Regions from separate parts of the Homo sapiens genome. Here region 2 is linked to region 1. A link is an interaction called in ENCODE POLR2A ChIA-PET data of the cell type or tissue named here. Cell type or tissue: OCI-LY7. All regions are shown on one strand. Each heading gives the region's core, and the rest is flanking DNA. Links, peaks and the distances in the headings are about the cores only.

Region 1 (11,924 bases), core at 5,978-8,477:
GCCAGCACTACAACAACTGTTAAAAGGAGTTCTAAACCTTGAAACAAATCCTGGAAACACATCAAAACAGAATCTCTTTAAAGCATACATTTCACAGGCCCTATAAAGCAAAAATACAATTAAAAAAACAAAACAAAACAAAAAAAACAACGTATACCAGCAACAAATAGTACAATGAATGGAATGGTACCTCACATCTCAATACTAACGTTGAATGTAAATGGCCTAAATGCTCCACTTAAAAGATACAGAATTGCAGAATGGATAAGAATTCACCAACCAACCATCTGCTGCCTTCAAGAGACTCACCTAACACATAAGGACTCACATACACTTAAGGTAAGAGTGGAAAAAGACATTCCATGCAAAGGGAGACCAAAAGCAAGCAAGAGTAGCTATTCTGATATCAGACAAACAAACTTTAAAGCAACAGCAGTTAAAAAAGACAAAGAGGAGACCAGACTCATGCCTGTAATCCCAGCACTTTGGGAGGCCCACACGGGCAGATCACTTGAGGTCAGGAGTTCAAGACCAGCCTGGCCAACATGATGAAACTCCGTCTCTACTAAAAATACAAAAATTAGTCAGGCGTGGTGGCTTGCTCCTATAGTCCCAGCTACTTGGGAGGCTGAGACAGGAGAATTGCTTGAACCTGGGAGGCAGAGGTTGCAGTGAGCCAAGACTGTAGCACTGCACTCCAGCCTGGGTGACACAGCAAGACTCTGTCTCAAAAAAAAAAAAAAAAAAAAAAAAGACAAACAGTAAGATGATATAATAACAAAAGGCCTTGTCCAACAGGAAAATATCACAATCTTAAATATATATGCACCTAACGCTGAAGTGCCCAAATTTCTAAAACAATTAATAGACCTAAGAAATGAGGTAGACAGCAAAGCAGTAATAATGGGGGACTTCAATACTCCACTGACAGCACCAGACAGGTCATCAAGACAGAAAGTCAACAAAGAAACAATGGATTTAAACTGTACCCTGGAACAAATGGACTTAACATATATTTACAGAGCATTCTACTCAACAACCACAGAATATACATTCTATTCATCAGTGCATGGAACTTTCTCCAAGATAGACCATATGATAGGCCACAAAATGAGCCTCAATAAATTTAAGAAAATTGAACTTATATTAAGCACTCTCTCAGACCACAGTGGAATAAAACTGTAAATCAACTCCAAAAGGAACCTTCAAAACCATACAAATACATGGAAATTAAATAACCTGCTCCTGAATGATCACTGGCTCAAAAATGAAATCAAGATGGAAATTAAACAATTCTTCAAACTGGGCCGGGCGCGGTGGTTCACGCCTGTAATCCCAGCACTTTGGGAAGCTGAAGCAGGTGGATCACAAGGTCAGGAGATCGAGACCATCCTGGCCAACATGGTGAAATTCCATCTGTACTAAAAATACAAAAATTAGCCAGGTGTGGTGGCTTGCTCCTATAGTCCCAGCTACTTAGGAGGCTGAGACAGGAGAATTGCTTGAACCTGGGAGGCAGAGGTTGCAGAGAGCCAAGATTGTACCACTGCACTCCAGCCTGGGTGACACAGCAAGACTCTGTCTAAAAAAAAAAAAAAAAATCTTCAAACTGAACAACAATAGTGACACAACCTATCAAAACCTCTGGGATAGCCCTAAACACCTACATCAAAAAGTCTGAAAGAGCACAATCTAAGGTCACACCTCAAGGAACTAGAGAAACAAGAACAAACCAAACCCAAACCCAGCAGAAGAAAGGAAATGACCACGATCAGAGCAGAACTCAATGATATTGAAACAAACAAACAAAATACAAATGATAAATGAAGCAAATGCCAGGCACAGGGGCTCACGCCTGTAATCCCAGCACTTTGGGCGGCAGAGGAGGGTGGATCACCTGAGGTCAGGAGTTCGAGACCAGTCTGACCAATATGGTGAAACCCCATCTCTACTAAATACAAAAAATTAGCCAGGTGTGGTGGCACATGCCTGTAATCCCAGCTACTGGGGAGGCTGAGACAGGAGAATCACTTGAACCCGGGAGGCGGAGGTTGCAGTGAGCTGAGATCGCGCCATTACACTCCAGCCTGGGTAACAAGAGCAAAACTCTATCACAAAAAAAAAAAAAAAAAAAAAAAAAAGATAAATGAAACAAAAGGCTGGTTCTTTGAAAAGATAAATAAAATTGATAGACCATTACCAAGATTAACCAAGAAAATAAGAGAAAAAATCCAAATAAGCTCAATTAGAAACAAAATGGGAGATATAACAACTGACACCACAAAAATGAAAAGATCACTCAAGGCTACTATGAACAACTTTACACACATAAACTCGAAAACCTAGAGGATATGGATAAATTCTTGGAAAGATACAACCTTTCTAATTTAAATCAGGAAGAATTAGATGTCCTGAACAAACCAATAACAAGCAGTGAGACTGAAATGGTAACAAAAAAATTACAAATAAAAAAAGTCCAAGACCAGACAGATTCACAGCAGAATTCTATCAGACATTCAAAGAAGAATCAGTACTGATCCTATTGACACTATTCCACAAGATAGAGAAAGAGGGAATCCTCACTAAATCATTCTGTGAAGTCAGTATCACCCTAATACCAATACCAGGAAAGGATACCACCAAAAGAGAAAACTACAGACCAATATCTCTGATGAACATAGATGCAAAAGTCCTTAACAAAATACTAGCTAACCAAATCCAACAACACATCAAAAAGATAATCCACCATGATCAAGTGGGTTTCATACCAGGGATGCAGGGTTGGTCTAACATACGCAAGTCAATAAATGTGATATACCACATAAACAGAATTAGAAGCAAAAATCACATGATCACCTCAATAGATACAGAAAAAGCATTCAACAAAATCCAGCATTGCTTTATTATTAAAACTCTCAGCACAATTGGCATACAAGGGACATATCTTAATGTAATAAAGCCATCTATTATAAACCCACAGCCAACATAATACTGAATGGAGAAAAGTTGAAAGCACTCACCCTGAGAACTGGAACAAGACAAGGATGCCCACTCTCACGACTTCCTTTCAATATAGTATTGGAAGTCCTAGCCAGAGCAATCAGACAAAAGAAAGAAATAAAAAGCATCCGAATCGATAAAGAGGAAATCAACTGTCACTATTTGCTGATTATATGATTGTTTACCTAGAAAACCCTAAAGATTCCTCCAGAAAGCTCCTAGAACTGATGAAAGAATTCAGCCAAGTTTCTGGATACAAAATTAAGGTACACAAATCAGTAGCTCTGCTATACACTAACAGTGACTAAGCTGAGAATCAAATCAAGAACTCAACCCCTTTTACAATAGCTGCAAAAAAATAAAATACTTAGGAATATACCTAACCAAGGAGGTGAAAGACCTCTGCATGGAAAACTCCAAAACACTGCTGAAAGAAATCACAGATGACACAAACAAATGGAAGCACATCCCATGCTCATGGAAGGGTAGAATCAATATTGTGAAAATGACCATACTGCCAAAAGCAATCTAAAAATTCAATGCAATTCCCGTCAAAATACCACCATCATTCTTCACAGAACTATAAAAAACAGTCCTAGGCCAGGCATGGTGGCTGACACCTGTAATCCCAGCACTTTGGGAGTCCAAGGCAGGTGGATCACAAGGTCAGGAGTTCGAGACCAGCCTGGTCAATATGGTGAAACCTCGTCTCTGCTAAAAATACAAAAATTAGCCGGGCGTGGTGGCACGCACCTCCCAAGTCCCAGCTACTTGGGAGGCTGAGGCAGAAGAATCACTTGAACCCAGGAGGCAGAGGTTGCAGTGAGCTGAGATTGTGCCACTGCACTCCAGCTTGGGCGACAGAGCGAGACTCTGTCTCAAAAAAAAAAAAAAAAAAATCTTAAAATTCATATGGAGCAACAACAACAAAAAAGCCCACATAGCCAAAGCAAGACTAAGCAAAAAGAGCAAATCTGGAGGCATCACAGTACCTGATTTCAAACTATACTATAAGGCCATTGTTACCAAAACAGCATGGTACTGGTATAAAAATAGGCACATAGACCAATTGAACCAAATAGAGAAACCAGAAATAAACCCAAATACTTACAGCCAACTGATCTTTGACAAAGCAAACAAAAACATAAAGTGGGGAAAGGACACCCTATTCAACAAATGGTGCTGAGATAATTGGCAAGCCACATGTAAAATGAAACTGGATCCTCATCTCTCACCTTATACAAACATCAGCTCAAGATGGATCAAGGACTTAAATTTAATACCTGAAACTATAAAAATTCTAGAAGATAACATGGGAAAAACCCTTCCAGAAATTGGCTTAGGCAAGGATTTCATGACCAAGAACCCAAAAGCAAATGTAATAAAAACAAAGATAAATAGCTGGGACTTAATTAAACTAAAAGGCTTTTGCATAGCAAAGGGAATAGTCAGCAGAGTAAACAGACAACCCACAGGGTGGGAGAAAATTTTCACAATCCATACATCTGACAAAGGACTAATATCCAGAATCTACAATGACTCAAACAAATTAGCAAGAAAAAAGCAAACAATCCCATCAAAAAGTGGGCTAAGGACATGAATAGACAATTCTCCAAAGAAGATATACAACTGGCCAACGAATATATGAAAAAATGCTCATCATCACTAATGATCATGGAAATGCAAATCAAAACCACAATGTAATACCATCTTACTCCTGCAAGAATGGCCATAATCAAAAAGTCAAAAAATAATAGATATTGGCATGGATGCAGTGAACAGGGAACACTTCTATACTTCTGGTGGGAATGTAAACTAGTACAATCACTATGGCAAACAGTGTGGAAATTCCTTAAAGAACTAAAAGTAGAACTACCATTTGATCCAGCAATCCCACTACTGGGTATCTACCCAGAGGAAAAGAAGTCATTATACGTAAAGGATACTTGCACGTGCATGGTTATAGCAGCACAATTTGCAATTGCAAAAACGTGGAACCAACCCAAATGCCCATCAATCAAGGAGTGAATAAAGAAACTGTGGTATATACATATGATGGAATACTACTCAGCCATAAAAGTGAATGAATTAATGGCATTCACAGTGACCTGGATGAGATTGGAGACTACTATTCTAAGTGAAGTAACTCAGGAATGGAAAACGAAACATTGTATGTTCTTACTTATAGGTGGGAGCTAAGCTATGAGGATGCAAAGGCATAAGAATGACACAGTGGACTTTGGGGACTCAGGAGGAAAGGGTGGGAAGGGGGTGAGGGATAAAATACTACAAATTGTGTGCAGTGTATACTGCTTGAGTGATGGGTGCAGGAAAGTAGAGGAAAGGAAAGGAAAGGAAAGGAAAAGGAAAAGGAAAATGAAAAGGAAAGGTTTTTAAAAAAATCAATAGAGATCAAATTTAAAAATTTTGTGCTTCAAAAGACACCCTCAATAATTTTTTTTAAAAATATGACAGAAATTGGGAGACGTATAAATAATATATCTTATAAGAGACTTGTATCAGAATATATAAAGATCCAGAATAAAACACAAATAACCCAATTTTAAAATGGGCAAAAAATTTGAACAGACATTTCATCAAAGAAGATATATGAATGGCCAATAAGCACATGAAAAGATGCTCAATGTCACTAGATAATAGGGAAATACAATTTAAAACCACTATGAAATACCACTTCGGAATCACTGGAATGGCTAAAAAAACAGACAACAACATGTGTTGACAAGGAGGTGGAGAATTTGAAACCCTAGTACACTGCTGGTGGAAGGTAAAATGGTACACCCACTCTGGAAAACAGTTTTACAGTTTCCTAAGAAACTGATGGGAGCATACATTGTCAATCACTTACCACTGGAGGGGAAGGAAAGCCTTAAAATCTTGTTTCTAGCTCTCCTATCAAAATCTGACACTAAGAAAATGGGCTTCTTTTATGGTGTCAAGACAGCAAATAAAAACATCACTGTTTACTAACCTGGTCAGCTCCTAGCTGGGTGGAACCATCAGTATACATCACAGTTATCACCAGGGCTGCTGCCTGTTTGAGCATTTCAATCAGCTGGCTTTTTGCCCAATCATCCAAATGCCTAATATCACAAAAATGTTTTTTCAATGCTCCTGAGTTCCCAGAATTTAGGTAGCCTTCGGCGTCATCAGTATCTTCTTCCAATGCCATTTGTTTACTTGTTTTCTCTGACAAATTATTATATGTAATATGTTTTCTTTTAAGATTAATGCTTCCTTTATTTTCATTATTTATATTCTCCATTAGGAAATGCTTTCTTTTATGCCCCTTTTTCTGTAGAACTGAAGCCTCTTGATTATACTGTGGAATTAAACAACTTGAAAGAGTCAATGAGCTGATGCTCTTCTGTTTTTGGTCAGCAGACAGCTGATCTGTGAGCCTGACACTGAAGGACTGAGGAGACAGCTTGGCAGAACCTCTTGATGTCTGACTTCTTAAAGATTTAAGATCCTACAGAAAAATGGAAAATATTTCATTAGAATATGGACTCATAAGACAGATCTATAAACTAAACTAATTTCTGGTAAAAACTTGTCTAAGGTAATATGGAGACACAATCTTCATATTACCTATGATCAAACCTTCTAAGGAAACCCTATAGTGTCTTCTAGAGCAGTGATTTTTCTCAACCAAGGTAGGCATGCATATCTGGATCAAGAGCTCAAAAACCAGCCAGGCGTGGTGGCTCACGCCTGTAATCCCAGCACTTTGGGAGGCCGAGGTGGGTGGATCACTTGAGGTCAGGAATTCGAGATGAGTCTGGCCAACATGGTGAAACTTCATCTTACTAAAAATACAAAAATTAGCTGGCATGGTGGCAGGCGCTTGTAATTCCAGCTACTCGGGAGGCTGAGGCAGGAGAATCACTTGAATTCAGGAGGTGGAGGCTGAAGTGAGCTGGGATTGCACCATTGCACTCCAGCTTGGGTGACAAGAGCGAAACTCTGTCTCGAAAAAAAAGCTCAAAAGCCTCCAACTGGCCCCTGTTCTGGGAATCAGTGCATGTAATGAGACATGTCATGGATAGGATTATGTTGCATATGTGCATAAGAGAGAAGATTAATAATTTACAACTTCCAAGTAAAAGCCATTTGCAGAGAAAAATGAAATCACCAAAACTATTTAACAATATGTTAATCTATCTACTGAAAAAATGTTTTTGGGCCAGGTGCAGTGGCTCACACCTGTAATCCCAATACTTTGGGAGGCTGAGGCTGGCGGATCACAAGGTCAACAGTTCGAGACCATCCTGACCAACATGGAGAAACCTCGTCTCTACTAAGAATACAAAAATTAGTTGGGCATGGTGGAGCATGCCTGTAATCCCAGCTACTCAGGAGGCTGAGGCAGAGAATCGCTTGAACCTGGAAGGTGGAGGTTGCAGTGAGCTGAGATCATGCCATTGCACTCCAGCTTGGGCGACAGAGCAAGACTCCGTCTCAGAAAAAAAAAAAAAAAAAAAAATTAAACCCAGCTCAATAGCAGTTCTCTCATTCCATCAATGTGCAATATGCATTCATAGATCCACAAACTAATCAAGGTGGGGAAAGCAATCCTATCCATTTCATTATAGGACTTATTTACGATAACACTTTATTTTTAAGGTTTCTTTCCTTTTCCTTTTTTTTTTTTTTTTTTTTTTGAGACAGGGTCTTGTTCTGTTGCCCAGGCTGAAGTGCAGTGGCACAATCTCAGCTCACTGCAACTTCCATGTCCCCGGCTCAAGTAATCCTCCCACCTCAGCCTCCCATGTAGCTGTGACTACAGGGGTTCACCACCATATCCAGCGAATTTTTCTATTTTTAGTAGAGATGGGGTTTCACCATGTTCCCCAGGCAGGTCTCAAACTCCTGGACTCAAGCAATCTGCCCGCCTTGGCCTCCCAAAGTGCTGGGATTACAGGTGTGAGCCAACATACCCAGCCAAGGCTTATTTTCAAATTTACTTTATATATATATATAAATTTACTTTATATATATATATATATGGCTTTGAATAACTATATTAACATTACCTTTAAAATAATTTTGAAAGAAAATGTTTTAACACTTGGTCACATGTTATGAAAATTTTAAATTTATACTTGTATTTTTATTGCAGAGAAATATATGGTTTCCAAGAGTAGGCTTTCAAGCATAAAATTACATTAAAAATTCCATGGAGGAGTAAACAAGAAAAGGAATTCAAGGAGAAAAAGAAAAATATAAAATTTCAAACTGTTGAAGATCTTACTCTGTCTTTTTTAAGGGGATGATTGTGGGCTGGGCACAGTGGCTCATACCTGTAATCCTGGCACTTTGGGAGGCTGAGGCAGGAGGACTGCTTGAGCCCAGGAGTTCAAGACCAGCCTGGGCAAAATAGCAAAACCCTGTCCTTTTACAAAGAATACAAAAATTAGCTGGGCATGGTGTCATGTGCCTACGGTCCCAGCTACTCAGGAGGCTGAGGTGGGAGGATCACCTGAGCCCAGGAGGTCAAGGCTACAGTGAGCCGTGGTCACACCACACTGCACTTCAGCCTGTGCGACAGAGTGAGAAAGTCTCAAAATAATAATAATAATAATAATAATAATAATAATAATAATAATAATAATAAAAAAAAGAGGCCGGGCATGGTGGCTCACGCCTGTAATCCCACTATTTTGGGAGGCCCGGGCAGATGGATCACGAGGTCAGGAGTTCAAGACCAGCCTGGCCAATATGGTGAAAACCTGTCTGTACTAAAAATAAAAAAATTAGCCGGGCATGATGGCATGCACCTGTAACCCCAGCTGCTTGGGAGGCTGAGGCAGGAGAATCGCTTAAACCCAGGAGACGGAGGTTGCAGTGAGCCGAGATCGCGCCACTGCACTCCTGCCTTGGTGACAGAGACTCCATCTCAAAACATAATAAATAAATAAATAAATAAATAAATAAATAAATAAATAAAATAGTCCAGGCACGGTGGCTCATGCCTTTAATCCCAACATTTTGGGGGGCTGAGGCAGGCAGATCACCAGAGGTCAGGAGTTCGAGACTAGCCTGGCCAACATGGTGAAACCCCATCTCTATTAAAAACACAAAAATTAGCTGGGTGTGGTGGTGGGCACCTGTAATCCCAGCTACTCAGAGGCTGAGGCAGGAGAATCGCTTAACCCAGGAGGCGGAGGTTGCAGTGAGCCGAGATCACACCACTGCACTCCAGTGCAGGTGACAGAGCGAGACTCCGTCTCCAAATAATAATAATAATAATAATAATAATAATAATAATAATAATAATAATAAGAGGATTGTGGATATCAAGTTGTCAAAGTGCATATTTAATTTTCGTGAATATATTTTAAATGGTAATGTAACAGTAAAAATGTCAATATTAACAATAGAGCAGAAATCATGTACTTTGCAATTTTTTAAACTTGTGATAAGGATTTTAAATTTCAACTTTAAAATATGTCAGGCAGTACAGATAGTTTGAGAAGTCCAGGTATGGGGGCTCATATCTGTAATCCCAGCACTTTGGGAGGCCGAGGTGGGAGGATCGCTTGAGCCCAGGAGTTTGAGACCAGCCCGGGCAACATGGTGAAACCCTGTCTCCACCAAAAATACAAAAATTAGCTGGGCAATGATGGTGTGTGCCTGTAGTCTCAGCTACTTGGGAGGCTGAGTTGGGAGGATCACTTGAGTCCAGGACTCAATTAATTAGCTGGGCATGGTTGCAGAGGTGGAGGTAGAGATTGCAGTGAGCTGTGATCACACCACTGCACTCCACCCTGGGTGACAGAGTGAAGGCCTGTCTCAAACAAACAAACAAACAAAAACAACAAAATTCTTTTGAGAGAAAGGGAGCAAAAAGTTTGCAGACCCCTGCCTTCGGGATCCAAGGAGCACAGTCTGTTCACCACTGAGAGATACAATTTCCATTCATTTACAGAGGGAAGAAGAGAAGAGTCCCTTCTCTGTGGAAGATGCCTCTTCCCTCCACTCCAAGGGCAGATAATCATCCTATGAACCCAGGGGCAAATAATCATCCCATCAACCCAAGAGACAGGTCCTATTATCTCACTTTACTATAGGGCATTTAGGTTTAAATTTAATTAGGTTGGGAGTTGAACACAGGTAGTTTACTCCAAAGTCCATTCTCTTAACCACTATGTTGCCTGCACCACTTTCATACACAAGGTCTTTGGTGATACGACCTCTCTGGCCCACACCACATAACTCACCCATTGTGAATGTTATAGCCCTGCCTTTCTGAAATTCTATTATTTCCACTACCCAAAGTTCCAAGCTTTCTTCCCTTATCTGAAAAATTTCTCAATGTTTTGCCTCTACTCCCTTAAAGGTGGGGATCTTTTTATTTTTTATTTCTATTTTTTAGACACTGAGTCTTGCTCTGTTGCCCAGGCTGGAGTGTTGTGGTGCAATCACAGCTCACTGCAGCCTCAAAATCCTTGGCTCAAGTGATCCTCCAGCCTCAGCCTCCTGAGTAGCTGGGACTACAGGAGCATGCCACCATGCCCAGTTAATTTTTTTTTTTTTGTATTATTTTTTGTAGAGACAGGGTCTCCTTATGTTGCCCAAGCTGGTCTCAAATTCCTGGCCTCAAGTGGTCCACCCTGCTCAGCTTCCCAACGTGCTGGGATTACCTGTGTGAGCCACTGCATCCAGCCTAGGTCGATCACCTCCTAATTATCCAATAGATCTCAACTCAGATATAATTTTCATACTTCAGAAAGACATCCCTGACTCTTCTCCTCAACACCCAGGAGGGCAAAATGAAATAGCACAAAAACTGAGTTAGATGTTCCTCCTATTGTCCCCAGAGCACTCTGAACTAACTTCTCTCATGGCACCTACTTGCCCCTCCCTGCATCCAAATTAAACTATAAGTTCTTGGAGAGCAAGAACGCCTCTTTTTTTTTTTTTAAGGTGTGGTATCTACAGTGCCTAGCACACAGTAGAACACTTAATAAGCATCTATTGAACAAATAAGTTATCTATTTAAAATTACTCATATGTGCAATGATTTACCTTTTTTTCTGGTGATTGAGTCTTCCTGTCTTCAAGTTGTACTGAATACTTAACACTGGACTTGTTTATCACTTCCATAGCTTTTAAAAACAACAAAAAAGAAACATGGGGCATTAAAGAAACATTGATATCTAAGTCACACAGTTAACTAAACACTGAAATAACCTCTATAATCATGCTTATTTATTCATTATTAACTTACTTAAAACAATGTAATAAAATTCACAAGTAAAATGCTTAGTACCATTGCAATAAATATTTATGTAAAGTACCTTCAAGTTAACTGAAGATAACTCTATATAATCATAAAACATTTATTAAAAATCATTATTTGACATTTGCATTTGAATACATGACTCTAAAAACCCAAGGTCAACTTTTATAGAAACCTTAAAAGGATTAAAGGTTTGGGGAAATTCTTAGACTGAATACTGCAGTGGAACAATTGAAGGTTCAGTAAAACATCATTAAAACAAACTTCTAATTTAGATTTTGATTTAATTTCAATAAGCCTGGGCTGAACAGTAAGTGACAGAACCAGGATCCAATCCCAGGCAATAGGATTTGGGAGTCTGTGCTCTTAACCACTGTGACATACATTTCCTCTGCAGGAACAATAACAACCTGAAATGCAAATAGGGGAAAATATTTCACTTACAATATAAAAACATTATACTTAGGATAAATATAACAAAAAAGATACAAGGCCCTCAATGATGAAAATGTAAAATCTTATTAAATGGCATAAAAAAAGATCTGTACAAATGAAAAGACACAGCATTAGGATATAGATCACAAAATGTTTAATTCTTCTAAATTTAAGGCAATTCCAATTGGAGACCCTACAGGGATATTTTAATTTAATAAAATAA
Region 2 (11,924 bases), core at 5,504-8,003, 280 kb after region 1:
CCTGGTGCCCTGCGTTCCAGCCGTCTCAGCTGTGGCCAAAAGGGGCCAACATAGAGTAGAACTCAGGCTGTGGTTTCAGAAGGTGCAGGCCCCAAACCTTGGCAGCTTCCACATGGTGTTGAGCCTGCGAGTGCGCAGAAGTCAACAATGAGGGTTTGGGAACCTCCACTAGATTTCAGAGGATGCATGGAAACACCTGGATGCCCAGGCAGAAGTTTGCTGCAGGGGCGGGACACTCATGGAGAACCTCCGCTAGGGCAGTGTGGAAGGGAAATGTGGGGTTGGAGCCCCCAAGCAGAGTCCCTACTGGAGCACCACCTGGTAGAGCTGTGGGAAGAGGGCCACTGTCCTCCACACCCCAGAATGATAGATCCACTGACAGCTTGCCCTGTACACCTGGAAAAGCTGCAGACACTCAACACCACCCAGTGAAAACAGCCGGGAGGGAGGCTGTACTCTGCAAAGCCACAGGGGTGGAGCTGCCTAAGGCCATGGGAACTCACCTCTTGGATCAGCGTGACCTGGATGTGAGACATGGAGTCAAAGGAGATCATTTTGGAGCTTTGAGATTTGGACTGCTCTGCTGGATTTCGGACTTGCATGGGGCCTGTAGCCCCTTTGTTTTGGCCAATTTCTCCCATTTGGAATGGCTGTATTTACCCAATGCCTGCACCCCCGTTGTATCTAAGAAGTAACTAAATTGCTTTTGATTTACAGGCTCATAGGTGGAAGGGACTTGCCTTGTCTCGGATGAGACTTTGGACTTTTGAGTTAATGCTGAAATGAGTTAAGACTTTGGGACTGTGGGAAGGCATGATTTATTTTAAAATGTGAGGACATAAGATTTGGGAGGGGCCAGGGGTGGAATGATATGGTTTGGCTGTGTCCCCCACCCAGATCTCATCTTGAATTTCCACATGTGGGAGGGACCCGGTGGGAGGTAATTGAATCATGGGGGCAGGTCTTTCCCATGTTCTGGTGATGGTGAATAAGTCTCATGAGATCTGATAGTTTTATAAGGGGGAGTTTCCGTGCACAAGCTCTCTTTGCCTGCCGCCATCCACGTAAGACGGGACTTACTCCTCCTTGCCTTCCACCTTGATTGTGAGGCTTCCCCAGCCATGTGGAACTGTTAAGTTCATTAAACCTCTTTCTTTTGTAAATTGGCCAGTCTCAAGTATGTCTGTCTCAGCAGCGTGAAAACGGACTAATACAGGTGCACACGGCTGTACTGTCCCCCGTCCTGCTTTTAAGGCTTTCTTTGTTTCCTAATTGTGACTGTTTTTACTTGCAATGTAAAGGCTTCATTTCCCCCATCTCTGAAATTATTTTTTTCTCTTTCAAAAACACTCTGCCATCTTTTCAAGGTATCCGCCATCTCTTTCAAGCATGTGAGGAGCTTGATAACTTTTGTTGGGGGTCGGTGTTCAGAATGACAAGGGTCTTGCCCAGGCTGGAGTGCAGTAGCACAGTCATAACTCACTCTAGCCTCAACCTCCCAGGGCACAAGCGATCCTCCCATCTTAGCCTCCTGAGTAACTGGGACTACAGGCACGTGCCACCACACCCTGCTAATTTTTTTTTTTCTTTGGTATTAATATTTTGTAGAGAAGGAGTTTCACCATGTTGCCCAGGCTGGTCCAGAACTCCTGGGCTCAAGCAATCCTGCCTTGGCTTCCCAAAGTGCTGGGATTACAGGCATGAGCCACCATGCCTGGCCCTAGAGCTTGATAATTTCATTCATTCATTCTTTTTTTTTTTTTTTTTTGAGACAAAGTCTCAGTCTGTCACCCAGGTTGGAGTGCAATGGCGCAATCTTGGCTCACTGCAACTTCTGCCTCCCGAGTTCAAGGGGTTCTCCTGCCTCAGCCTCCTGAGTGGCAGGGATTACAGATGCCCACCACCATGCCTGGCTAATTTTTGTATTTTTAGTAGAGGTGGGGTTTCACCATGTTGGCCAGGTTGGTCTCAAACTCCCAACCTCAGGTAATCTGCCCACCTTGGCCTCCCAGAGTGCTGGGATTACAGGTGTGAGCTCAGACCTTGATAATTTCAGTGAGGAAAAAAAAAAAATCTCATTTACATGTTTGTGCCAAGTGCTGTGCTAGTGGGTGGGGACACCATGATAAGTATTTGATAAGTTATGTTTCTTGATTTAAGGGAGTATAGAAGAAATGGTTAAGTCAGGACTAGGAGGAGTGAGAGAAATGGAAGCAACCTTTGAGGTAGGCCCTGAAGAACGAGCAGAAATTCCCTAAAGCGGGGTGGGAGCGGCAGGACCAACCTGGCCAACTTCGGACCTTCTTTGAGGTCCAAAGTCAGGTACTTTGAACTGACTTCCAGGATACCTGGAGTAAAGTACAGTTCTGTTTGAAGTGTTTGTTTGGAAAGATGAGTTTGTTCCAGTGAGGTTGCTGTATTAGAGAACCACTTGAGAGTTTGCTGCCCACAGTGTCATCTGTGAGAAATATTAGGTGAACGCAAAAAGTTGAGGCCAGCTGAACCAAGCCATGTAATATACACACCTTCCACATAGATCAGTCACCTCAGTTGACTTGTATGTGAGCCACATTTGTGTCCATCTGATGTTACAGCATTCACTCTCTTTGCCTCCACTTCTCAATAACTCACAATCTGTAAACTGACTGAGGCCCGCTTCCACAGAGCAAGCTTCAGGCCTTTTTCAAGGTAAAGTATCACAGTTACTTGTATTTCTTAACCATTTCTCATGTGTAGAGCTTTACTACCATTTTCACTAGATTGTTTTGTGTGTGTGTGTCACTGACAACATTTTTCAGTGTTGTGCCCTAATTCCATTTTTCCTCACAAATGGTGGGTTTTTGCATAGCAAGATGCTTTTTTATTTTTTTTAAGGAACACATATGTCCGTAACTGCAAATGAACCCAGAAAAGTGAGGACGAGTTGGGAGGGGAGGTTGGTATGATATAAAGACTTTGACCTATGTTCTGTAGGCAATGCTTGTGATTATTTGGGAGCAATACTTGCAATATTCTTGGATATTTTGGAGCCTGGTGATTCTTAGCATTACCTTGTGGCGCTTTTCAGTTCCTTGGACCTCCTCCTCCTGCTCTCTTCTGCCTTTCTGTCTCCTTCAGAGCATTCCTGTTGTGCGTGCCTGCTTTTATCTTCCCTGGGAGCCAGTGATTTTTTTGACTTGCATGTGTGTTTTTGTGTTTTTTTAAAGACAGAGTCTCGCTCTATCACCGAGGCAGGAGTGCAGTGGCATGGTCAGGGCTCACTGCAGCTTCAACCTCCCAGTCTCAAGCGAGCCTCCCACCTCAGCCTCCCAAGTAGCTGGGACTACAGTCGTACACCACTATGCCCGGCTAAGTTTTTGTATTTTTTTGTAGAGACAGGATTTCCCCATGTTGCCCAGGCTGGGACACTGATTTGTTAGTCTACTTTCTAGGTAAAGTGTTGAAGGAGAGTTGAAGAGGGCCTAGATTAGGGCTTCTGGGTGCTGGATTTCTCCACCAAGATGCAAGCCCCTAGAGAGTTGAGTTTGGCTAGCCCTTTGGTGACAGCTTGTATTGTCCCTTAGCCCACAGATGCATCTGACTAAGAGTAGAAGAACATGTCTCTCTTTAGGAGCCCGGAGCCAGAGACAGTGCTGTTTGAGATTAGGCCCCCTCTGGTGTGCCCTTCGAGAATTCCCATTGTGGGGCACTGCTCAGTTGCTCCCATCTGGTATGGGTCAAATAATCAGATTTGTGAGTGTCTCACAACCATCCCTGTACCCCAGCCAACCCTGGGTTCTGAATACAGTAGAGGCAGCTAAGCTGCTAGCTGGTCTCCAGCAGGCTCTGTGCTCAGTGGCCATCAACACCAGGTAGCTTGGCAAGCCTGCCTCCTGTGCTGACTGTGGGCCCTGGGGAAGTGTCGAGGATGTTGACGGCCTCTAGCATCTGAGGTACATCTGCCCCTCGGCCTCCGGAGGAGTGGATCCTTAGGTTTCCTTCATTATCTTACCCTTTCTCCTGGCTCCCAGAAATTACCTTGTTTTTATATGAGGCCCCAAAGCCTAGGCCATCTTGGCTGATAGATGTGAAAGCCCTTTGCTCCTTTCAGGCCCCTGGGGATTTTGGTTGTAGCCTGATTGCTGGTGGCAGCTTAATCGGGGCCATAAGATAATTTTATGGAAGACCTGGTTACTTGGCATCTGAACAAGCCTCATTGCCTCTCTGAGCATAGTCTGCTGCTTTCTGCTTTGATCAAATTCATTCCTCTTGTCCCTGCAAACCTTCAGGGGAGGCCAATGTTCAAGGCCCCTGAGCCTTAGGAATAAATAACTCTGGGTGAGAACTGCCTGTCATTGGCTGTGTGCCGGCTTTCTTCAACCTCCTCTGAGTCCTGTTCTAAGTCTAAGCCGTTGTGATTAGCTACATCCTGCCAAGTCTGTTCTGGAAATGAATAAAGCCCTTGCTGAGAGCCGGAAACATTGGTTCCAGTTCCTCCTGGGGTGAAGGTTTGTTTTGCCTTTATTTAATAGCACTCATACCTGTAAGAAGGGACATGCTCTCCAGCCCTTCTGATATAATACCTATTTATTACTTGATTTGTTGATCATCTTTCCAGCTAGGATATATGCTCCATGGGTAGTTTTTTGTTGCTGTTTCCCATCCCATTCCTAGCCCCTGGAGCAGTGCCTTACCCAGACTAGGCACCTGTGAATAGTTAGCAAATTAGTTGATAGAGCTGCCTTCTGGGTGCTAGGAACCATACTGGGTGTTTCATTCAGCGGTCACTGGTTCCACAGAGGTGAGGTGTTCTACTCAATTAAAGATGTGGACACTGAGGCACAGAAGGCAAGTATTTGTCCAAGGCTGTAGGGCTTATTGGCCAGCCACATCATTGCTGACCGCTTAACCACATACCCTCATTTGTATAATGAGCAAGAGGCTCATATTTCTTCTGAGTATTAAGGTGTGGTTATTGATATGACTGAGGGTATCAAAGTTCTGTTTAAGAGGTGTTTGTGAACAGGTGCGGTGGCTCACACCTATAATCCCAGCACTTTGGGAAGTCAAGGTGGGCAGATCACTTGAGGTCAGGAGTTGGAGACCAGCCTGGCCAACATGGCAAAGCCCCATCTCTACTAAAAATACAAAAATTAGCCGGGCATGGTGGTGGGTTCCTGTAATCCCAGCTAGTTGGGAGGCTGAGGCACAAGAATTGCTTGAACCTGGGAGGTGGAGGCTGCAGTCAGCCAAGATCACACCACTGCACTCCAGCCTGGGTGACAGAACAAGACTGTGTCTCAAAAAAAAATTATTTGTTTTTATTGATTTTTATTTATTTATTTATTTTGAGACTGAGTTTCACTTGTTGCGCAGGCTGGAGTGCAATGGTGCGATCTCGGCTCACCTCCACCTCTTGGGTTCGAGCGATTCTCCTGCCTCAGGTTCCCGAGTAGCTGGGATTACAGGCGCCCACCACCACACCCAGCTAATTGTTGTATTTTTAGTAGGGGGTGGGTTTCACCATATTGTTCAGGCTGGTCTCGAACTCCTGGCCTCAGGTGATCCCCCCCCGCCTCGGCCTCCCAAAGTGCTGGGATTACAGGTGTGAGCCACCATGCCTGACCCAGGTCTCTTATTTTCAGTGGGTAATTGTATCAGACTCTGCCTCCCAGGTGGGGTTTGAGGGTTCTGTGTACCTGGTGTAGGCCTAGGCTAAACAGAAGAGCTTCTCGTTAGAGCATCTCCCTGTGGACTGGCTGCAGAGTTACGATATCATTCTGGTTCTGCTGTGCTCCCCACTGCCCCTTTTCAGCTGACTCTTTGCTCATAGGAATACAGTGGTATGAGATAGGGTCATAGAATTTGGTTCCAGTCTAACACTCTTCCTGTTTCCTGCCCGCCTGTATGTCTCTATCCATTAGCAGACTCCTTTATGTATGATAGAGACACATGCACATATGCATACACGGACAGTCCCTGACTTACAGTGTTTCATTTAGAATTTTTCAACTTATGATTTATTGGGAGTTAGCCCCATTGTACGTCAAGGAGCATCTGCACATCGTATACATATATACCATGAATACACATAATTATATGTCACACTCCTGCTAGAGTGGGGGGGGTCAATATCTGAAGTGCTTATAATAGCTTTATTGGGGGGGACCTCTAAGAAAAACAGAATAATTACTTAGACCTTAAATAATAAATCTATAAGAATGAAGAAAGCCCCAAAGCCCTTCCAGCTTCCATCCCGTCAGTCACCTCTCTGTCCTATACTCTGCCACTACCCCGAGCCTCATGGCTTTCTTCTCACCTGGGCTACCCTGAGTCTCCTCCTTGGTCTACAGTCTGACTTGTTCAGTCTCCCATCTGTTCTCACCAGACACAGGTGACATGGTCTCTAAATGCAGATCTCAACATGTCATCTCTGTCCCAAAACCCTCGATGGCCCTGTCCTGAGGGTGTAGTCAGTGAGGCTTGTTAGGAACCCTCGGCACCTTTGTTGTCCTCCACACAGTGCTCGTGTGGGACATCCCTGCTCCCTTCCGCCCACCCCACCCACATACATTGTTTCTTAATTAACTCCTCCTGTCACTTGAGGCCCCATTCAGCACTGCTTCCTCTAGACAGCCCGGCTTGATCCTCAGCGCGTTTGGGCTGGGACTGCGACTCCTTTGCTGCTGCTTCCACTTGCTTAGGTCACCAGCGTCCCACTTCCGTGTTTGAGCTCACTGGCCGCCTTTCAGTTCCCCAGCCTGTGCATTGCAGCTGTTCACTGCTTCCTCCTCCTTGAAGAAGGAGGTTTTGTCTGAGTGACGGCTCCAGGTTCTCCTAGCTTTGTTTCTTTTAAATTCTCTTTTACAGATTCTATCTACCTGCCTCCCCAAGTTTTCACACATTCTGAAATCTCTACGTCCATCCGAGTTCTCACTCTTGAGTTTCCAGCTACCTTGGGCCCTTTCTCCCTGGGTGTCTCACACCCTGCTTTTCTAAAACTACACTCAGCACCTGTTTCTGTTCTCCCTTCCCTCATTGGGTTTTATGGCCTCATTCTTGCAGAGTAAGAAGCTAGATACCTTGGCGTGAGTTGTTTCTCCTTTCACCTTGGAAGCTTTAGGAATACCTAGCATCCGGCTCTCCTGACCATCCCCAGTTAGGAATGACCACTTCTCTACCCCAGCTCCTCTTTTCTCAGTGGCAGGGGCGCCATCAACACCCCACTCTTACCCTCATTTATTCCTTCAATAAATATGAGCATCTGCTTTGTGTAAGGTCTTAGCTAGGTAGAAAGTAAATAGAGCCTTGTCCTCGTAGCGCTTACCTAAGTGAGAGCATACTGGACGAGAGACTGGAGGATGGTGGGGCCCTTTCTTGAAATGGAGTATATGTTGGCGGAAGGAGGAGGCAAGGGTTCCTTTTGGAACACACTAAATTTGAGAAATCTGAAAAATCACCGTCAGTGTTCCCGCTAGTTTCTGGAATTGATGTATTTGATTCTGGCACTAACATACCTATTTGAGGGTGTGGGTCTTGGTATCAGACTGCCCTGGTTTAAGTCTAGGCTCTGTTTACTAGGTGTGGATGACTTTGGGGAAGTTCCTTAACTTTAATCCTTAGCTGCTTCATGGGTAAAATGGGGAACATAACAGTGCTTATTTCCTTACTGGGTGATGTGAGGAGCACATGTGGTGATATTAATATTTAGGAAGCGCAGTGCCTTGTGCAGATGCAGAGAAGGCACCTCTCAGCTGTTGTTAGTTTTCTTATTCCATTGGACTCTCACCTGCATGATCCAGAACCCTTTGTAGTTGGTGAGGGCTACTTTCCCATGACCGCTAAGGTCTCCATTCACTCTGCATTTCTACGTCCCCACCACGCTGGGATGCTCTGCTGGAAATGCTCCTGTCTCACCTCAGTGCCCTGGTGAAATCCAGCCTCTTGGTGGCTTATCCCCAAGACCAGCCTTCCAAATTCCTTTGAACTCTGACTCCTGACCCTTACTAAACCCAAAAGAGAGAGAAAAACCAGATTTGGGGTGAATTGCTGTATGGGCCAGGGCATGGAGAATGAGGGGGCTCCAGAAAGCTTCCCAGGGAAGTAGTAATGGTCTAGCTGGGCCTGCAGGGATGCAGGAGGCTGGTTTCAGAGTGGTGAGGGGTGTGCAGGCCAGGACAGCCACAAGGCACATCTTCAGCAGCCGTATTTGGAAGCCTCAATATCAGTGAAGTGGGAGGAGAGAGGCTTAGGAACAGCCTGGGTGTGGACATCAGGTGTTTCCCTTTGCTCTGCAGGCTGATTTCTCTGTCTTCCTTTGTCAGTAGCTTCTCTTTTCTAAATTCTAAGACACGCTATTGATGTGGCGGGGAGAACAAGCCCCTATATGATAGATGTGCACCCAAATGTAAGATATTTCTTGAGATCAGAAACATTCGTGGATATGAGAACCCAGGACATGTGGTGGATCTGGGACTGTCGTGTGGTCTGAATGATCTTGTGAGTCCTAAGGTGATGTCGAGGCACCTCCCACCTCTGTTGAAACCAACTAGACAAGTCTTTTCCTAGCCAGAGCCTCTTCCCTGAATGTCTGTTTAAAGTTGAACACTTACCAGGTGAGGTGTTGCTTTGAGAAGCATTTGTGCTCCGGGCTGGAGTGCAATGGTGCAGTCATGGCTCACTGCAGTCTTGACCTCCTGGGCTCAGGTGATCCTCCTGTCTCAGCCCCTGGAGTAGCTGGGACTACAAGTGTGCACCGTCACATCTGGCTATTTTTTTAATGTGTTTTTATTTTTATTTTTTGAGACAGAGTCTCTCTCTGTTGGCCAGGCTGGAGTGCAGTGGTGCCATCTTGGCTCATTGCAACCTCCGCCTCCCGGGTTCAAGTGATTCTTGTGCCTTAGCCTCCTACGTAGCTGGGATTATAGGCGCACACCACCACACCCGGCTAATTTTTATATTTTTAGTAGAGACGGGGTTTCGCCATGTTGGCCAAGCTGGTCTTGAACTCCTGATCTCAAGTGATCTGCCTGCCTCAGCCTCCCAGAGTGCTGGGATTACAGGCATGAGCCACTGCCCAGCCTCATTATTTTAATTTTTTTATAGAGACAGGATCTCACCATGTTAACCAAGCTAGTTTCCAATTCCTGGGCTCAAGAGATCCTCCCTCTTCAACTTCCCAAAGTGCTGGGGTTATAGGGCATGAGCCACTGTGCCTGCCCCATTTGTGCATTCTGTTGAGAGCACCCGTAGTCCCATAGTATGGGCCAGCCTAAGGAGATGCAAGTCACCCTTTATTAGAGTGAAACAGTGAAGGGGATTTCCCCTCTAAACCATTGAGGTCAAGCTAGAGAATGAGGCGCTCAGGGAGTGAGATACAGTATGCCATTTTCTCAGAACCAGACGACCAAGTGCTGAAGAAAATGCTCAGCTCAGCTGGGACGGCGGTCCCTTTGGGCATCTCCTGAAAAACCTACTCTGGCCTCCCTTTCTCCTCCTGTACTTCTTGCACACTTAGTTCCTAACTTCGTTATAGCTGCCTGCCAGCACCCTCCTCACCCTTCTCCCCGCCCTAGATTCTGCACAGAGGCTGTGTTTGCTCATTGCTGTATTCCCAGGGCAGGGGCTGTACTGTGAATGAGGCGGGGAGGTATGCATCCTTTCTTAAAGCTGGGTGGGAGGACAGACGTGGTGGCTCATGCCTGTAATCCCAGCACTTTGGGAAGCCGAGGCAAGTGGATCACCTGAGGTCAGAAGTTCGAGACCAGCCTGGCCAACCTGGTGGAAACCCCATCTCTACTAAAAGTAGAAAAATTAGCCTGGTGTGGTGGCACATGCCTGTAGTCCCAGCTACTGGGAGGCTGAGGCAGGAGAATCACTTGAACCTGGGAGGTGGAGGTTGCAGTGAGCCCACTGCACTCCAGTCTGGGCAACAGAGTGAGACTCCGTCTCAAAAACAACAACAACAACAACAAAAAAAAACTGAGTGGGATGTGATATCACACAGCATTTTAGGGCTTGAGCAGAAGGTTGGAGCTGGTCACTGGGAAGGTTTATTTGGAGAGACTGCCAACCTGGTGCTGTGGGGCTGAGTGTGGTGATGGGTATGTGTCAGCCCACAGACACTGAGCCTTTCCAGTGTGCCTGCACTGTTCCAAACACTCTCTTGTAATAACTTCTGGAATCCTCACACACCATTAAGGTAGGTGCAGTTCTGTTCTATAGATAAGGAAATGGGGCACAGAGAAGTTCAATGCCATGCCCCAAGGTCACAGGTTGGGGTTTGCAGGTGCCTGGATTTTATTTTCATTTTTTATTTATTTATTTATTTTTTTGAGATGGAGTTTTGCTCTCGTTGTCCAGGGTGGAGTGTAATGGCATGATCTCGGCTCCTCTGCCTCCCAGGTTCAAGAGATTCTCCTGCCTCAGCCTCCCAAGTAGCTGGAATTACAGGCATCCACCACCACTCCAGGCTAATTTTTTGTATTTTCTAGTAGAGACGGGGTTTCACCATATTGGCCAGGCTAGTCTCAAACTCCTGACCTCAGGTGATCCACCCGCCTTGGCCTCCCAGAGTGCTGGGATTACAGGTGTGAGCTACTACACCCGGCCGATGCCTGGATTTCAATCTCAGTTGCCTGGCTCAAGAGATGTGCCCTAATTGCAGTGCCAGCCTGGCTCCACACACCATGCTTAGGAGTTAGGCCTTGATAAGGAGCCAGGGAAAGTTGCTGCGGCAAATGTTTCGGAAAGATGGCCTGGCAGTAGGGTAGACGGGCACCCAGGGACAGGAGACCCAGCATGAGCAGGCATGGTAATGGTGCACAGGAGGATGACACGGCACAGCACTGGGGATGCACAGAAGGGTGGATGTGAGAGCGTTCCTGTCGTTTCCGCCACCTGGATCCCTCTCACCTGTGTCTGTTTTGCAACTCCATCTCGTTATGCTACTTCAGTACGTTCCATGGTGTGGTCTCTGGAAGCAGCACCTGGGAACTTGTTAGATACGTAAATTGGAGGGCCTAGCAGGCTGTGCTTAACGAGCCCTCTGTGGGGGAGCCTGATACAGGCTCATGCTTGAGAAGCACTCTCCTAATCTAAGCCACTAGCACCCAGCAGTGGGTGGCCACAAGGGTCTTGTCCTTGCTTTGGCTCTCTCTCAACCCTCAGGCTTGCCTGTGCTCAGGGCTTTGTGGCTCCATTAACCATGCGTCGCTGACGCTGAGTTTACCGTGGTCGGCCTCGCTTCTCAGTGAAGTCCAAGGGCCTCGCAGCCTCTGCATCTGGTGATTTCTCTGCCTTTCCTCAAAGCTTCTGCTTGGCTGCCTAGTCCACAGCCTCCCGATTCACCATTCACCTGGTCCCAGCAACAGAAGTCTCAGCTGGACACACAACATGCTTTAGAGTGAGTGGCTCTTGTCTTCTCAACTCCGGACGGCGACAGTGAAATTGTGGGAAGAACCTGAGGCTCTGAGCTGTGGCCTCAGAAGCTCTGTCCCTTCCCTTCTGGTTCCTGAGGAGTTGGTGTGGTCATGTGTGGCAGTCCTGACTCGCACCTCCTCCCAGCAGTTAGCACGGTACCTTGCCAAGGTGGCAGGAGCCAGGAAGAAGAGTAGGAGGTGGCATAATAATTACAATTGCAGGCTTTGGGATCAGGAAGTCCTACATGCGACAAGAATGCTTACTTCCTAAGATGAATATAGGATTAAGGATGTCATTGCGTGAAATAGTAAGCAAATAACCTAGGGACAGGAAGGACCAGTACATTATTGAGCTCAGCTTTGTTTCAATGATGTAAGTGGCAGTATTTATCAAATTAATATCTTTGTTTTTCAGGACTTGAAAATACTGGAAATCTGTCCGGATCCAAATTATTTTGCAAGCCAGATGAGTAACCAGAGGGCATGAAAGGTTGAGAACATTTGACTTCCCTGCAAACCTTGGTA

What was found. ChIA-PET counts read pairs that join two places held together with the same protein. Peaks named below come from ENCODE experiments on the same cell type or tissue, not always from the same donor. Only the 100,000 strongest peaks of a DNase experiment are listed, where the experiment ranks them.
Region 2: POLR2A ChIA-PET joins it to region 1 with 19 read pairs; 2 of 35 experiments call an interaction of 5 or more read pairs at or near these places.

The regions. Positions count from the first base shown.
Region 1 is chr4:2,201,995-2,213,918 of GRCh38, forward strand. It overlaps POLN (DNA polymerase nu), which reads right to left. Exons shown (of 26, transcript NM_181808.4): 4 at 11,053-11,132; 5 at 5,993-6,493. Among named protein-coding and RNA genes, the nearest start is that of HAUS3, 34 kb to the right of the region's middle. In OCI-LY7, for the core only: no CTCF peak of the experiment used is centred there; no DNase peak of the experiment used is centred there.
Region 2 is chr4:2,478,523-2,490,446 of GRCh38, forward strand. RNF4 (ring finger protein 4) reads left to right here. Exons shown (of 8, transcript NM_002938.5): 2 at 11,815-11,924. Among named protein-coding and RNA genes, the nearest start is that of RNF4, 15 kb to the left of the region's middle. RefSeq lists enhancers at 46-570, 6,763-7,042, 7,546-8,047, 9,551-9,660, 11,012-11,792. In OCI-LY7, for the core only: no CTCF peak of the experiment used is centred there; DNase peaks (open chromatin) are centred at 5,819 and 6,679; H3K4me3 peaks cover 1,394 bases; H3K27ac peaks cover 1,720 bases.